Linked DNA regions of Mus musculus: region 2 is linked to region 1. The links are chromatin loops, found by intact Hi-C in ENCODE. Cell type or tissue: heart. All regions are shown on one strand. Each heading gives the region's core, and the rest is flanking DNA. Links, peaks and the distances in the headings are about the cores only. Region 1 overlaps Mrtfb (myocardin related transcription factor B). Region 2 overlaps Mrtfb (myocardin related transcription factor B).

Evidence for each region. A loop is a pair of places that touch in the nucleus more often than their neighbours do. Peaks named below come from ENCODE experiments on the same cell type or tissue, not always from the same donor. Only the 100,000 strongest peaks of a DNase experiment are listed, where the experiment ranks them.
Region 2: a loop joins it to region 1, with 2.2 times the contacts of the local background. A loop is called at or near these places in 3 of 42 quality-filtered maps.

The regions. Positions count from the first base shown.
Region 1 is chr16:13,405,946-13,414,259 of GRCm38, forward strand. Mrtfb (myocardin related transcription factor B) reads left to right here. Exons shown (of 17, transcript NM_001122667.2): 16 at 3,672-3,732; 17 at 6,215-8,314. The coding sequence ends at 6,750. It overlaps Gm15738 (a long non-coding RNA gene), which reads right to left. Exons shown (of 4, transcript XR_003951943.1): 2 at 112-190. Among named protein-coding and RNA genes, the nearest start is that of Gm15738, 12 kb to the right of the region's middle. In heart, for the core only: CTCF peaks have their summits at 4,051 (motif pointing left), 5,025 (motif pointing left) and 5,800 (motif pointing left); no DNase peak of the experiment used is centred there.
Region 2 is chr16:13,354,281-13,362,616 of GRCm38, forward strand. The region is part of intron 3 of Mrtfb (myocardin related transcription factor B); the gene reads left to right. It overlaps LOC115488652 (a long non-coding RNA gene), which reads right to left. Exons shown (of 4, transcript XR_003951941.1): 2 at 7,915-8,011; 3 at 6,729-6,856; 4 at 355-428. Among named protein-coding and RNA genes, the nearest start is that of Gm15738, 64 kb to the right of the region's middle. In heart, for the core only: a CTCF peak has its summit at 3,581; DNase peaks (open chromatin) are centred at 3,731, 5,241 and 5,381; H3K4me3 peaks cover 2,773 bases; H3K27ac peaks cover 2,382 bases.

The sequences.
Region 1 (8,314 bases), core at 315-8,314:
CTCAGATTGTGCCCAATTCTCTGTTAAAACACAGAGATGACAGCTAGAAGCTTTATATTTCATCTAGCTGTTTCCAATTGCCTATGAAGACTCTAAGCCTTGAATACTTACCTACAGCAACTGTTGGGAGCCACAGCGATGGTGGGATCTCAGGCGAGGTGTGTGTCTCCTTGGAGCCCTCCTGGGTCCACTGAACAGAGTGAGGGCTCTCAGTTACAAACTCCTCCAAACCCTACCTCTCCAAAGCTCCCTTTCACAGCTGAGGACTTCCTTGTGAGAAAGGATTATAGCCTCCCAGAGGACCTGAGGAATAGACCTGACAGGAGGACACAGTGGATCCAAACAAGAACTCACAGCAAGTGGCCAGACCTGTGTGCAGCCCGTGCCCCGTACTCTGTGGATACTTGTCAGAGGCACATGGTGTCTTGCTGTATTTGCTGTCTAACGCATGAAAGGTGAAGAAATGCACAACGATCATCTGCTGTAGCTTATAGGATGCAGAGGAAAGACAGCTTTCCTAGTGTGAGCATCCCAAAATCAACAGAGACCTCACTTGTGAGGAAAAAGCCAGATTTAAAATAATAAAAAAAAGCCGGCTTGGTATAGCTGTCTCTTGTGAGGCTGTTCCAGTGCCTGGCAAATACAGAAGTGGATGCTCACAGTCAGCTATTGGATGGAACACAGGGTCCCCAATAAAGGAGCTAGAGAAAGTACTCAAAGAGCTGAAGGGGTCTGCAACCCTATAGGAGGAACAACAATATGAACTAACCAGTACTCCCCCCCCCCCCCCCAGAGCTTGTGTCTCTAGCTGCATATGTAGCAGAAGATGGCCACATGGTGGCTCACAACCACACGTTAATAAGATATCTTCTGGTACGTCAGAAGTCAGCTACGGAGTACTTATGTATAATAATAAATGAAGCTTTGGGCCAGAGCAAGCAGGGACTGAGCGAGCAGAGTTGACCAGAGTGAGCAGAGGTCCTAAGAATTCAATCCCCAACAACCACATAAAGGCTCAGAATCATCTGTACAGCTAGCTACAGTGCACTCACATACATAAAAAATTAATTTTAAAAAATAAATGAAAATTCTAAAGCAAAAAAATACAGTACTTGAAAAAAATCATGCCAGGCAGTGGTGCACACCTTTAATCCCAGCACTTGGGAGGCAAAGGCAGGTGGATCTGAGTTTAAAGACAGCCTGGTCTACAGAGCAAGCCCCAGGACAACCAGAGAAAAATTGTCTCCAAGAAGGAAGGGAGGCAGGGAGGCAGGGAGACAGGGAAGGAAGGAAGGAAGGAAGGAAGGAAGGAAGGAAGGAAGGAAGGAAGGAAGGAAGGAAGGAAGGAAGGAGAGAAAAACAAAATCATAGATGGGCTTAGCAGAGAGAAGGGGAAGCTATGCTAATGGCTGGTGGGTGGGTCTGTCTGAACAGGGTACAGTCCGAGTCCTCCTGAGCTAGCCCATTCCATTGTGCACATGTGTGGCCCATAAATATAGACAGTTGCTTCATGTCACTTAATCTTTAATTTAAAGAAAGCCATACACACACACACCAGTCACTACAACCTCAGAGCCTGTGTAATGGTTTCTCACCATAGAAAGAGAAACAAGGCAGTGGGACAGCTAAGAACTAGATGAGGTAATAGCTTGTGTTTTCAGCTTTGAGGTGTTCAGAATTCCTGTTACATCATAGCATTCCTCATTATATCACATCATAATATTCCACATTACATCGTAGCATTTCACATTCCTTCACAATCACATTATCGGAAGTAAAGGTAAGAGATACTAGAGAGAAAAGCGTAAGGGGACAACTACTATGTGACTAATGTCAGGTTGTTGTTTTTTTTATTAATGATAAAAAGAGACTGCCAAGGTAGCTCAGTAAGCTTGCCAACCAAGCCAGACTAACTGAGTTCCATGCACAGGACTCTCATAGTGAAAGGTGAGAACCCTCTTGCAAGCAGTCCTCTGACCTCTACCGTGCGTCAAGGCACACATACAACAACGTGTATGTGCACAAGCACACTCACAAAATAAATATAGTTTTTAAAACTAATGGGAGCCAGAAAGAGTGCAGCATTGTTTTAAGTTCTTAGTGAGGAGGATTCCAAGAGACTACTACCCAGATCCTATATCAAGTGAGAGTGTCCTTTAATAATATATGTAAACTCCAAAGAATTTCAGATAAACAAAACATAATCCATCAAACACAAAGACATGGATTTTTAAGTCAAAGATTGGGGAAAACACACTATTGAAACAAGAAACTTACTAGATGTGCTCATGGAAAAAGACTTAAACATGTTTTACCAAGGATGGTAAATAGCTAGTGAATAGTGTACAGACCCTCTGCAGTCACTAGTCACCCAGGAACTGCAGTAGAACCACATCTCCATCCCACAACTCCCCTCAGGCGGTGCAGCGGGGATGCAGAACACCTGCTTTGGGAGAACATGGGATAATGTTGGGAAACAGTTTCGCCATTTTCCAAGATGTTAAGTGTACATCCACTCTGAGACCCATTAGATTTACTCTTAGGTAACTTACCGTGAGAAAGGCACAGGGCATAGTAGTGTAGAGCTGTGCACAGATTTCTATAGCAGCTTTGTTAACAGTCCAAAAGTGGGAAGCCCACCAATTAAGTCAGTGACCAAGCAAGCAGACATTCCCAAACATGGATTACTGACCAGCAATAAAAGCAGTAAACTATCCCTAAGCTATATACTACACCATGGATCCAGCTCGGAATAATGTCGCTGCGTAAGACAATGCTCCCATACCTTAACCTCAAGAAGAACATGTCTGAGGCACTGACAGGAATTCATGTGTTCTGAAGGACAGCGGGTCCTGGAGATGAGGGGCTTCCCAGTTGACAAATGATAATCTTGTTGATGGGTTCATAGACACATACATATTAGATCATTAAACTCCATGATCTGTGCTGTCTTGGTTAGGATTCTATTGCTGTGAATAGATAATACCATGACCATGGCAACTCTTATAAAGAAAAGCATTTAATTGGAGCTGGCTTATAGTTCAGAGGTTCAGTCTATTATCATCATGGCCAGAAGCAAGGCAGCAAAGGCAGACATGGTACTGGAGAAGTAGCCAAGAGCTCTGCCTCTGGTTCACCAGGCAGTAGAGAAAGAATGAGCCTCTGAGCCTGGCTTGAGCTTATAAAATCCTAAAACTCGCCCTTAGTAACACACCTACTCCAACAAAGCCACGGGTCTTAGTTTTTTTAAATAATGCCACTCCCTGTGAGCCAGTGAAGATCATTTTCATTCAAACTACCACATACGGTAAGTGTAACTTACATGCCAAATCAACCTCAACGGTAAAACCATGTGCACAGTGTGCTCATCTGAGCTATAGCAATTCTTGCTGAATGCAGATTGACTCAGACCCTCTTTGAATAAAGTATTAGACACCTCCCAAAGTGCCATTCAGGAAAAGCAGAGCACACATGCAAGTCACAGCGCTGGCTTCTTCCTTGATTCTTAGTTGACCTATCATGCTCTGGTGGTTTGGCTTAAATATCTTCATTTCCCAAGCAACTTGGCTGTTTTCTAGACTATCAAATGTTAGAGTAAAACCAAGGCTCAGTGGACCCCTTGGTGAAGTGCCCCTGGTGCAGGCCGCTAACTCTGTCCTCCTTGGCTGCAGGTTTCCAGTGTGCACAGTCAGCAGATGGACGACCTCTTCGACATCCTCATAAAGAGTGGAGGTGGGTCAAAGGCTGGACACAAGCCCAAGGGAAGCAGTGTCATACCACAGGCCTAGGACAGCCTTCCTCTAAAGCTGGATGTTGTCTTGGAAACTGAGAAACATCCAGTTCTAACAAACCTGCTCAAGCTAGGCCATCAAACCACATAACAGAGGAAAGAAAGCCCTTTGGCTCCACACTGAAGGATGGCATGATGTTAGATCCCCATAGCTGTCACTTGGAAAAAAGGAAAGATGTCTCACACATTAGAGCTGGGCCAGCAAAGCATGCTCTATGGAGTGAGAACTTTCCAATAACTTAGCCTGAGCTCCCTCTGGTGGTTGTTCTATTAAAATTCAGAGTACGTCATACATCAGGGCTACAGATATTACTCAGTGGGTAAAGGTGCTTGTTGCCAAGCTTAGTGACCTGAGTTTGATACCCAGAATCCACACCATGAAAGAGAACTAACCCCCACAAGTTGTTCTCTGACCTCCACATACATGCTGTGGTAGCATGCACATTCATAAGTAATAAACTGTAGTTAAAAATAAAGTAAGCCAGCTGGGCGTGGTGGCACACGCCTTTAATCCCAGCACTCAGGAGGCAGAGGCAGGCGGATTTCTGAGTTCTAGGCCAGCCTGGTCTACAGAGCAAGTTCCAGGACAGCCAGGGCTATACAGAGAAACCCTGTCTCAAAAAAACAAAAAAAAAAATAAATAAATAAAGTAAGCCATCATTTACAGTATGTTGCCTTTAAACCAGACGTTAGCACGTGCCTCAGCTCACCTGCCTTTACAAGTAAGCAAGGATCAGTTTTTCAGAAACTTCCTGGGATAGTTGCAGCCCAGTGGCAGAGCACTGCAATACAAATGTGAACTACCATCCTGGCATATCACATACACACCTATGTGCACATGCGTACACGTATGTGTGCATGTACAAAGTCGTACGGTGAAAGAAGTCAGGAGTTTGAAGTAGTAATTACTATTTCTCCATCTGTATTGAACACATCTGATAGACGCTGATGCCCTGAGCAGAGTCCATGGCATAGTGAAGGACATTGCCATCTGCATGTGGGCCACATGAATAAGTGAAAGTCTGCTGAGAACTACATTGGTCTTTCAGAATATGTTAAACTGAAAACTTGGGAGTTAAAAAATAAATGTGTATTTAAAAATCAGGCATGCAGTTTTTGCTCAGTCTGATAAAGATAAGGTTTTTTTCCAGTGATTCAGGTTCAATTCCCAGCACCACATGGTGAATCACAACTGTTTGTAACTCCAGTCCTAGGAGGACTCCAACGCCCTCCTGTGGCCTCCATGAGTACTGCACACACATAGCACACAGACACACATGCAGACAAAATACCCAGATACAATAAGCTTTTAAGTTTATGGTTCATTAATTCTTTCACCTACTGTATTCTCAGAAAGATGAGAAAGAATCTAACATGATGGCACACACATTTAATCCCAGGACTCGAGAGGCAGAGATAGGCAGAGCTCTCCAAGTTCCAAGCAGCCTGGTCCACATACTGAGTTCTAAATCAGCCAAGTCTACACAAAACAAGAAGTCATCTCAAAACAACAGTGGAGGAAGTTATTAAAATTCATCTATGTGAGCACTAGTCTGTCCATAACAGAAGGTCTGTTGGTTTGCTGGTTGCCCTATTAAGGAGTCAATATGATCACGTAGGGAGATGACTCTCTCAGTGTGCCATGCAAGCCTGAGGACCTGAACTTGGTTCCCCCCAGAACACAATAACAATGCCTATAATCCTAGTGTTGGGGAGGGGAGGACAAGTGGATCCTTGGGGCTTGCTGCCCAGCCATTGGGGAGATGACCCCATCCCAAACCGTAGGGCTAGTTAGCTCTGAAGAAGACGTTTGCATTTATCTCTGCCTTACACACAGAGAGCCACAAAAAATTAAATAGACTGGGACTGGGAAGATGATTCAACACATAAGAACACGTTCTGCTCTTGCTGAGGGCTAGAATTTGGTTCTTACCACCCATTTTGGATTCACAAATACCTGTAATGCTAGCTCGGGATCAGACACCCTCTGCTGGCCTCCATGGGTTCCTACACACAGGAGCACGTTCACACACTTGTATACATAAGTACAAATTAATGTTTAAGAATAAATTAAATAACTAATTGGTACTTATTAAGCTGTTTACCTAATTGTCCAAAGTTCAGATAACTCAGAACAAGAATTGAGAGCAGTGGCTGACCTGCCTCACCTTTAGGAAGGAGGGCAAAGGAGGTGACTTCAGCCTTGCGTTATTGATAAGGTGTACTGTGTCTGTTTTGTAACTTTCTAGACTGTATTGACAAACTGAAATACCATCCAACTATAATGACTTTTTAAAATTAAATTTAAAAAGAATTAGAGCATGCTCTCTCTGCCTCTAAGATGTAAGAGAGGATGACAGAATAGTCACTAATATAGTTCAATGGCAGCAAATACTTACTAACACCATCAATTCTTCTGCACAGAGATTTCCTTCCCAATAAAAGAAGAGCCTTCTCCAATTTCCAAGATGAAACCAGTGACAGCCAGCATCACCACAATGCCAGTCAATACCGTGGTCTCTCGACCACCGCCCCAGGTCCAAATAGCACCACCTGTATCCTTAGAACCTGTGAACAGTTTATCTGCCAGCTTAGAGAACCAGCTAGAAGCCTTCTTGGATGGCACTTTGCCCTCGGCCACTGACACTGGCCCACTGCAGAACAGCAGTGAAGATAGAGAGTCTTTCTCTCTGATCGAGGATCTGCAGAACGACTTGCTGAGTCATTCCAGCATGCTGTACCAGTCTCACTCTCCCATGGAGACCTCTGAGGCCCAGTTGGTGTCAGGGACCCCCTGTCTATCTCTTGACCTGTCAGACTCCAACCTGGACAACATGGAGTGGCTAGACATTACCATGCCCACCACATCCTCCGGGCTCACTCCACTGAGTACCACTGCGCCAAGCATGTTCTCTGCTGATTTTCTGGACCCACAGGACCTGCCGCTGCCATGGGACTAAGGTCACAGGTCTCTTGTTTCAGAGCTCGTGAGATTTGGAAACATGGAAACAAACCTGAGAGGCCAGTGTTTATAGCTGGAGCCATAGCTGCACTGTCGAAGTCAAAATACATTGTCACAGACAAAAAGGAAGGCCACAGCCTGGAAGCCAAGTGTGAGAGACTCCACAGAGACAGTTGTATGCAGAGCCCTTGTGAAATGCCTTAGCTAAAGCCAAAGGTCAGGAAATGGCACTAGGCTCTGGTCATCAGCCACCTTTTATCCTCTGTGGTCACCTCGTGGCCCTAATAAGAGGCAAGCAGCTCAACTTGAAACACCAGGCCACCCACAAGGGAGGGAGGGGAAGAGCCACTGCACATGTGCTCCTTAGAGTGGCCTACGGCAGATCAATAGCAAGGTCAGAGGCACCTGAGCACTCTGGGCAGCCAGCAGCAGCTTCCAGCCAGAGGCTTTGAGTCCCACTTTGAAATCTGCGTGATTGTGTGATGTCATAGGTCATTTTGTGAATTTGGGAATCAAAATGATGAACAACCTTTTACCATCAACACATGTCTACAAGATACTGTCACACAAGAGCCCAGTGTATTGAGTCCAGATACATTGATAGTGCTGCAGCTTCCCCAGTGGCCTTGGGTGAATGAGGTTGATTCTCCTGTGATGTTAGACATTGGAATGTGCTTTGACCTTGTGACCTCTACAGTCTTTGGTAGAGTAAAAAGATGGCGTCGACTGGTCCTACTTGTAATAAGTCAGATATCTCTAGAGTACTGAGCCACACAGTGTCTCCATCTTTGAAGACTTGCCGACAGACTCTCTCAGGTGACCATGCCCATCTCAAAGAACCAAAAAAAGGCTTCAGCATGAAATTCCTTCTCAACCTAATGAGTTAATGGAAGGTGTGGGCCTTGAGCACAGGTTAGACCAACCCCCTGTCACCAGCTCCCTGGTTCTCATTGCATAGGCTTGTAACTGCCTGCTCTCAAGTCTAAACCTAAAAACTGGAGGTTTTATTCCTCTTTTTCCCCTTGATCCGTAACAGAAAAGTTATGTTTATCAAGTGATTTAAGAATTGTTTAAGATGCCAACTGCCACAGATTTTCCACAACTCTTGATCTAGTGATTTAGTTATTGACAAATTGTAAATAACTGACCAGAGTATGGAATTTTTATTCAGTGACAGCCCTTATCCTATCCCCTTCCCATCCCCTTTAACCTGAGCCAGGTGGGCTTCCTACATCAATCCACATGTCTCTTCCACAGCACATCCAGGCAGTATCCTGACCCATCATCTAGAGAGAACCTTAATCATTTCTGAGGAGGTTTTACCCCAGTGATCAAAATGGTCCCTTTTCCTGGCTTTAACCTCTGGCAAACAGCGCTCTCTCAACTGAAGCTTGGCATTCTGGTGGGCAGGGCCCACTGAGCTCAGGTAATCCTCTTGTTTAGAATCTGGTAGGTCAGTATTGGGAGGCACCAACACTAGGGTAGCTGGATCCTGTCATCTGACCAGGCCTCCTGAGGTTGGCTCTGCTGCAACTGAGGACCTGGGAAGGCGTGCTCCCCGT
Region 2 (8,336 bases), core at 194-8,193, 52 kb before region 1:
GGAGAAACTGGCTTGATTTCTGGCAGCCTCTGTAAGGGTTAAAGAGCTCTTTTGAGTATGCATGCACACAAACACTGGCAAAGCAAATCTATCTTAAATAGAAGTGACTTTAATCACATATCATTTGAAGTTAAATGTTGTTCCTGACAAAGAGCCAAATGACAATAAAGGTGTGCAGTACATGTGGTGGAAAGAAGAGCAGACCTCCTGCAAAGCAGCTCCTGTGACGCCTTGGGCTTCTCCTGCTAAAGCAATGCAAGGTTCTCTCTCCTCTCTGTTCAGCCTGAAGACCAAGGTCACAGCAAGGCAGCTGCCCTAGGACACTGAGTGTGATGGGTCAGAATGAGACATCATCCGTGCAGGGCAGAGCTACACAGCTCGACTGTGGCCAGCAGTGGGTTGTAGAGACTCTGGAGGCAGATCTTACCCTGGGGAAAAGAGAGTTATGAGAGCAGCGAAGAAAATAAACATTGACCTTAGGCATTGTTCTGGAAACTGGAAGCGTTGGGGCAAATCTGTGTTCTTTGCTATGTATAGATAAATACAGATTTTATATATGTACACAGAACCACACACACAAATAGAATGTATTTGTTATCTCTTCATATGTAGAGATGTAAACGTGTGTGTATGTGTTAAATGTAAACGTCTGCTCATGCGGCACATCCTAGCTCTGTGCTCAGAAGGCCACACCTCACATCAGACCCTAGATCCTGAATGGGGCAGGGCTACGAGGTGGACTCGAAACGTCTTGTCAGAGGATAATGCCAAACTAGGAGTCCTGGCCTCTGATAGAGATAGTCCTATCATCAAATAAATGACAGTAATAGATACAACCCCATTGAACAAAACAGGAAGCCTTGAGAGCATGCTGTAACTGGTAATATATACCAGCTATTCATTTCCTTAGAGTTGAGTATACCTCTAATATGGATGGCCCACAATTTATAATTCTGCTTATGAGTTTTCAACTTTCAGGGGCATAAAAGCAGTACATGTAGTATAGAAACCATGCTTTGGATTCTGATCTTTTCCTGAACTGACAATATGTAGTCTAGTTCTCTTGTGCAGAGTTAGGCAGTAGCCAACAACCACCTCTTCCAGTCAGCCCCAGGATTACCAGGAGCCATCAGATATGCTGGAGTGCTGTGCTACTGTGATACTTTGTATGTTGGGGTATTGATTAATGAACTTTGGACTTAACAGTACTTTTTATTTAAAATTAATTTATCAGGACATAAATTGGGGGACATCTGTAACTACAGACAGGATGATAGTCTTCCTACCAACTGTGTCACCCAGTCTCATCACAAGGATGTGGTCCTCAAACCCAAACTACAGATGGGACCTAGCTTTGGATCCCTTTTGCTATTTGGACAGTTTGGAACTTGGATGGAGTTTGTGGATTGCTAGTAGCAGCTTATCAGCCTCAGTCGCTCAATACTGACTTTTTTTTTTTTTTTGTATAGAATAGAGTTTATTTGGGGGCATGGGGAGGGGAATTGAGAGGGTGGGAGAGAGAGAGAGAGAGAGAGAGAGAGAGAGAGAGAGAGAGAGAGAGAGAGAGATCGAGGAAGCAGAGAAGTAGAGGCCAGCCATGAGCATGTGGAGAGAGGGGTGGTGGGAATGGAGGGGGGGAAGGGTGAGAGGACAGAGCAGGAACAAGAAGGCTATGGCTCTGTAAAAAGGTAGCCTTATGTGTAAGAACATGCTCAACAATGCTCTTGAAGAGATAGTATCAGAAATTCTCACAGAAAGTTTGGGGAAAATGCTTTGTGAATTTGAAACTATTTCAAATTCTTTGAAAAACAGCAAAAACATTTTTTAGGTATCTCCATTACTAGAGAAATTATTTCTTTTCAAAATGACAAAGCTGAGGCTTTGCTATAAGCCTGCAGCAGATGGTGCTTCGTTGATGGGAGGCTGACACTTTCATGGAGAGATAACGTGTCGGCAGAGTTTCCTTCACAAAGACGTCGACGACACAGAGTTTCAAGTTTTAAAGTGATGAGTGTAAAATATGTGTGTGTGTTTGAACCTATAAACTGAAAACATTGAGCAGCACCCTAGAAAAGTGCATGCTCCCTGTTGTTTTTACTGTTCCTTTTGCAAAGCACTGTAAGATGGAAGCACTAGAGCCAAGTTTGTTTTATAAGAATCCTGGCCTCACTTATGAGATATGCTATCTCTCAGTTTTCCCATCTGTAAATTGAGTTGATAATACTGATTTTGCAAGTCTATCAACAGGATAACTGATTGATTGATAGATAAATAGATAAAGTGTTACTGCTTCATAAAAAGTTAAAATACTTTTATAAATTAGTGCCTTGTGGTTACTCCCCAAAGAGCAGGGATGTGATAAACTCATGACTTGTGCTGCTACATGTCTCTAGCCAAAACTTAGAACTCGGGCCTAGTGTAGAGAAACTAGGCAGTGCAGTGCAATACGAAGACCTTCCTCTGTGGAGAACAGCAACTTTGCTTCAGTTCTAAGCCTTTGTGATCCTGGTCTTCGTTCTTCAATGTCTGTAATGTTCAAATCACCATGAAGCTCAGCAGGACTGCTGGGATACCGTGTAATATGTGCAAAAAAGTTGATGAAGTACCCAGTAAAGAGCAGTCACTCCTTGTGACTCTTGGAAGGACAGGAATGCTGTATCGGGAAACTAGGTCCAGAGACAGGGGACAGTAGCAGAGGTTTGCTTGAGGGCAGTGTGATAGACACTTCCATGTGCTCTTAGACTTAGACTATGCTGGAAGACTTCTGTTGCTTCAAAAGGAGCCTCCGTTGACAAGAAACATGTCATATGTTGTAAAATCCCATTCTCCAGAGATGTGGGAGAAGGGCAGATAGCAATCTCAGTAGGATAGTGTGGGTTGACTGCCTTGAAACCAGAGGCAAAAGATTTTCAGGATGTTTGATCCAAACCCCTCTGTGCTAGGAGGGGAAATACTGCTTCACCTGTGTGCAGGATGTAACCCTTTCTTCAGTCCACCGAGGCCATGCTGTGTATGACTAATATCACCTCATTTTCTCTTCAGAAGAAATATCCATCCTTTAGAGGCTTTTTTCTTCATCATCCATCAGTCGTGCCTGGTCACTGGTCAGGAACAGTGTTGTCAGCTATTTTCTCCTGTATTTTTTTTTTTCAGCTTAGTCTTGTCCCTTGGCTGTGTACAAGTAAAATTACTCATTCGACAAGACTCCTCATCGAGCACGGCTCTTGTGCCACTACCATTTGTTGATGGGCATATGGGAGCTCTATGCAAAGGCACATGGTTTGAACTCTAAAAATTATTGTGTCTGCTGGTGTGTGTTTGGTGTATGTGGAAACAAACTTGTTTCCACGTTGCCTGGAATTTCCATCCATAAACATTTCCTTCCAGAGTGCCCCTTGCATGTGTGAGTAGCCACCTGTACCTTGCAGAAAAGGCACGCGTGTTGTGAAATGAAACTCCAGCCCATCGCTGATTAAATCTTTTAGGAACATCTCTTAGTGGTGTTGCTTTGTACTTGGGAGAACAATTCTCCTTTAAAAAAGAATCCTAGTGATGCTAGCTCTCTCAGCCGACTAGTGGCACAAAGGCAAACTGCTGCTCCATGGGCTCTGAATAGCCAAGGAAGCAGCCGGATTTGCAGCACATTCCTGGCTATAAAGCTCTGCCAGGGATAGCCCTATGTAGCAAGAGGCTCCCACAGAGGAACGTGGGAGGGAAGGGATGCTTTCCACCCACATGTGCTGGTAGCATGTTTATTCAGTGAGGTGCCTCTGCAGAGATAAAACTGCTTCCTTTGGATGTCCTCTTCTGTCATTTGTTTAGCTGGAGAACTTCATGAGTAATGCATGGGCTCGTCTGGCCAGTGTGAAGTATTTCACAGCCCAGGGCTTTGCTTACAGAGAGCACAGCAGAGACGGCAGCCAGCCGTTCATCTTCCTGTTATCAGCAAAGGTTTCTCTTTAATAGCTAGAGATTTTATTTTTAACTGCTTGACTCAGTGCTCGTCAGATGATTGGGAGCATCTAGCTGCAGATTGAAGCAGCCAGCGCGGGGGAGGCTGGAATGGCAAAGGGAAGGGGGATGGCTGGGAAAGGGGGTGGGATCTTAAGAGTCGTGCCTCGCAGCCTCTGCCTTCCTCTAGTGTGGAAGAGTTAAAGGCTCCCACCCGAAGGAGTGTGTCTGCAGGTCAAGCTGGGAACTCCAAGCGAATGGCTGCCTTATGTCACTTAGAGACTTAATTGCTCTGTGACCAGTGTGCTGTGAGGAGGGAGCAGGACCAGAGTGTTCTGTGCTCTCTACTGTCCTGCGAATCAAGCTTATCTCCTGCTGGATGCTGCCTGTCTCCAGAAGTCTTCACCATGATCGATAGCTCCAAGAAGCAGCCACAAGGCTTCCCAGAAATTTTAACTGCTGAGGATTTTGAACCTTTCAAAGAAAAGGAATGCCTTGAGGGAAGCAACCAGAAAAGTCTCAAGGAAGGTCAGTCTGTCTCTGGACAGGGCAGGATGGCTACATTCCTGTTCCTGTCACCTTGCTGGCTGGCATGTCTGTCTACCACTGTATGTCTGTGTGTCTCTCTGTTTGCTGTTGCCCTTACTCCTGAGTTCTCTATGGTGAATGTTTAATCCTGCTTGCAGAGAGACAGAGTTGACAGGACATGAACAGTTGGCAATAATTGCTACTGATAATGACAGTTAGGAAGCCAGTCCTGGCTTCAGTTTAATTTGTCCAGATTTGTTTGTGTATTTTTCCCAGTTTGGGGATTCTCCTCCAAACCCTGTGGGTTTTGGAGAGGCTATTCCATTTTTATTATTAACCAGAACACTGCTTTATTTGTGTTTACAGCCACATAATTCCAGGAAAAATAATTTTCCCGATTAATATGTTGGACGTTTGTTGTTTGTCTCCTTGAGTCCTGAAATGATGACTCAGCTGTGTGTGCATTATCTGCATATTGATTTAAAAGCATGTTGCATAGTTTGATTTAAAAAAAAAAAAAAAGCAAGCAAATAAGCTTGTGAATGCTTACTGGTGGTTAGAATTGTCGGCAAGCACTGCACTAATTAAGAAAATGGCCAGAGATCTGGGAATTCCTGTTCCTGTTTGCGCAGCATGCTTCTGTTACAGCGGAGAGCAAGGGCTGTGGGTGAGGAAGCCCGAATCTGAACAGATTGAGACCTGAGTGTTATTGATCCCCGTGCCCACCCAGTCCTCTCGGGGAGGCTTCCTTCCTCACTCCCTCAGCTCTGTCTGCAGACCCTTCCTGGCCTGCTCAGCTCCGGTTCCTCCTGCAGACAGATCGCCTGTAAGGAACCCTGTTGCCCTGAGTAGCGAGTGCTTCCATCCTTTTCTCTCAGATACTAAGAGTGCAAATGATGAGGGCGTGCTGTAGCTTGCAAAAGATGAAAATAAATCATTCTTTGACTTCCCGGAGTCAAACTGCTTTTGAGAATGGTCAGGAAACACCTAGGTCACAACAGATAACACAGAGTGAAATGTAAGTTACTGCTGCCAAGAACTGAACAATGGGCATGCTCTGCCTCTACACAGTGTGTGTTACTGCAGATTGCTGGAACAGTCAGTGCCAGGGGAGTTTTTAGGACACACGGAGACTCGTTACAGGGGTCAGGTGGGCTTAAAGTTTTTAAATCATTCATTGATAAAACAGTTTAAGAATTCCTTTTGCATCGGTTAAGCTGTTTAAATGTCAGTTCCTCTTAATGCCATATATTTAAAACAGGTTTGTATGCTTGTGAAATCAGGCAAGTTAAATAGAATAGGAGAAATAAAAAGATAACAAAACAGCAGAATGTGATTTAAAGGACTTAGGAAGCAAGGATCAAAAGTATGAACATAAGGAGTAGAGAGGTGTGAAGCATGTGCCTAGCACGTAAGAGTCCCAGGTTTGATTCCCAACACCGTGCATGCATACATCATACATACATACATACATCCTGCAGACATGTGTCCATGGTAGAAGAATCATGAGCTGATTGATCACATAATTAGAATCTCCCTGGCAATCCTGAGGGTTATACAGTGCAGTAAACAGTGTAGTATTGAAAGAGCAAAGAGAGGCTGTGAGTGACAGGTCTTTAGGCTCAAGCCCAGGTACAGCATGACTTTTGTGGCCCTGGATGGACCTAGTGTTTACTGCTCTGCACTTTGGTTTCCTTGTCTGTACAATGAGAAGGAATAGTTCCCATGTCCTTCTATTTACATGGGAGGCTGGGTGCAGTATCAGTTTCACATTCACCCTCTCACTCACTTGAAAGCCCTTTGTTACTGCCTGCTTCTATGCAAAAGTTAAAGTTTAAGAGCCAACATATATTTTTCTTATAAAGAAGTGGCCTGCATATTCACAAATGCAAATTCATAAAGAGGTCATGTTTTAAGACACCCCACAGAAATGACTGATAATGAAATCCACATCTCACCAGAATCGAATGGAACTGAGCTTGACATGTTTAACATATTTAACATATTATGTATTTTTACTCATTTGCAGTAATAGGGGATGAGAGTAAAATGATATAACCACATATCAAGTCAAAGTCTCCGCCTCAGATCTGGATTTAATCAGAACAGAAAATAACTTTTTAGGAAAAATCCCTTATTTGAGTTGTATGAAAATAAATTGTTCCTATGAAGAACTGAACCCTAAAATTCAGTGTACCCCAGTACCAAATGCAGATACATAATGTGAGAGAGGCGTGTGGCTGACTGACCTGGGCCTGCACTGCCTGAGCAGTGTCTTCTTGCCAGCAGCTGTGTTGCTTCATGAGAAAGACAGTTGCTCAAATGTCTTAGATTGACTTGTTGTTGAAAATGCCTTCACGTCTACGTAGATCCTGCGCTGTTTTGGTAAGAGAGATGAATATATAAATGACTATTAGTAATGCCTAGTTTATCCTTGTGTATTAAGAGGTACTTATTAAAGGTATTTATTATATTTCATATCAATTCTGTTGGATTTTTTCTACTCAGTGTTAAGAAAGATGGATTTTTTTTGGAGACCACCCTATAGAATTTTTTAAACATTTGAATCATAAAATCATAAATTTCTAGGCAATGAATTGTTCATCTGATTCTAGTCACATAGACAGCAGGCTGGCCCCTCTGGTGTTGCTAACTTTTGTCTGCTTTAAGGGCTGGAGTTTCTCTGCCTCAAGTGACAACTCTCTTGCCTGCTTATATTGAAGTCTTTGCCAACCCCAATAATTGCTGACAGTGTCGTTGGCTAAAATTAGTATAAGGCTACTTCGGGTGGGGTTCAGATTTTGCAAGCAAATAATCACAGGATTTAAGGGGTTTTGTTTGTTTGTTTGTTTGTTTGTTTGTTTGTTTGTATGGAGAAAGCAAAATGGTCAGTGGGTAAAAGTGCTTGCCACTGAGCCTGACCATATGAGCTCAGTCCCTGGGATGCACATGGTAGCAGCAGAGAACTGACTCCCAAAATCTGGTTTCTGGCCTCTATACTCATGCCATAACCACACACACACACACACACACACACACACACACACACACCACACACCATGCATACACACACACACACCATACACACCATGCATACACACACACACACCACACACACCATGCATACACACACACACACACCACACATACCATGCATACACACACACACCACACACACCATGCATACACACACCATGCATACACACACACAAACATAACTTTACATAATTTTTGTAGAACATCAAGGAAATTTAGTAATATGTCAAAGGTAAAGCTGTCCCTCTGTCTCATCCAGGGTCTTACACATGCGTGATAAGGGTTTCACCAGTGTGCCACTCCTCAACCCAAGGAAAATGGTCTCTACTAGTGGTTGCTCTGCATAGCAGGAAATGGACTGAACAGCAGAAGTTAACACCACACTCAGCTAAGGCTTACCGTTATGAAGACGTTGGTAACTCCTAGGCAGTGTGTGTAGCTAGAGAATCTGACTTCTCTCTGCCCTAGATGAGAAGCAGCAGTTGTCACGAATTCCCTGAACAAAGTCAAATAAAGCATTCCTTATACCAGCTCCTGTTGTGGAAGCAATGCTGGGGGCTCTCTCCCCCTGCCTTACATACAAGGGGTTTGGCTGTTTTCTAAATAGTTAATTTCAGCACACGTGAGCTTAAATTTAACTTACAGATCTTCAGCATGTTCATATAAATTTCCAGGAGTAATCAATAAGTTGGGGTCCTTTAATTCAGATAAGTCTTTTAATGAGCCATCTTTGAAACGAACAGATCATAGCTCCAGTGCTACTAGCTAGTTATAGACCATATTTATCAAAAAACAAACTGGTAGTACTTCTAGTAAAAAGG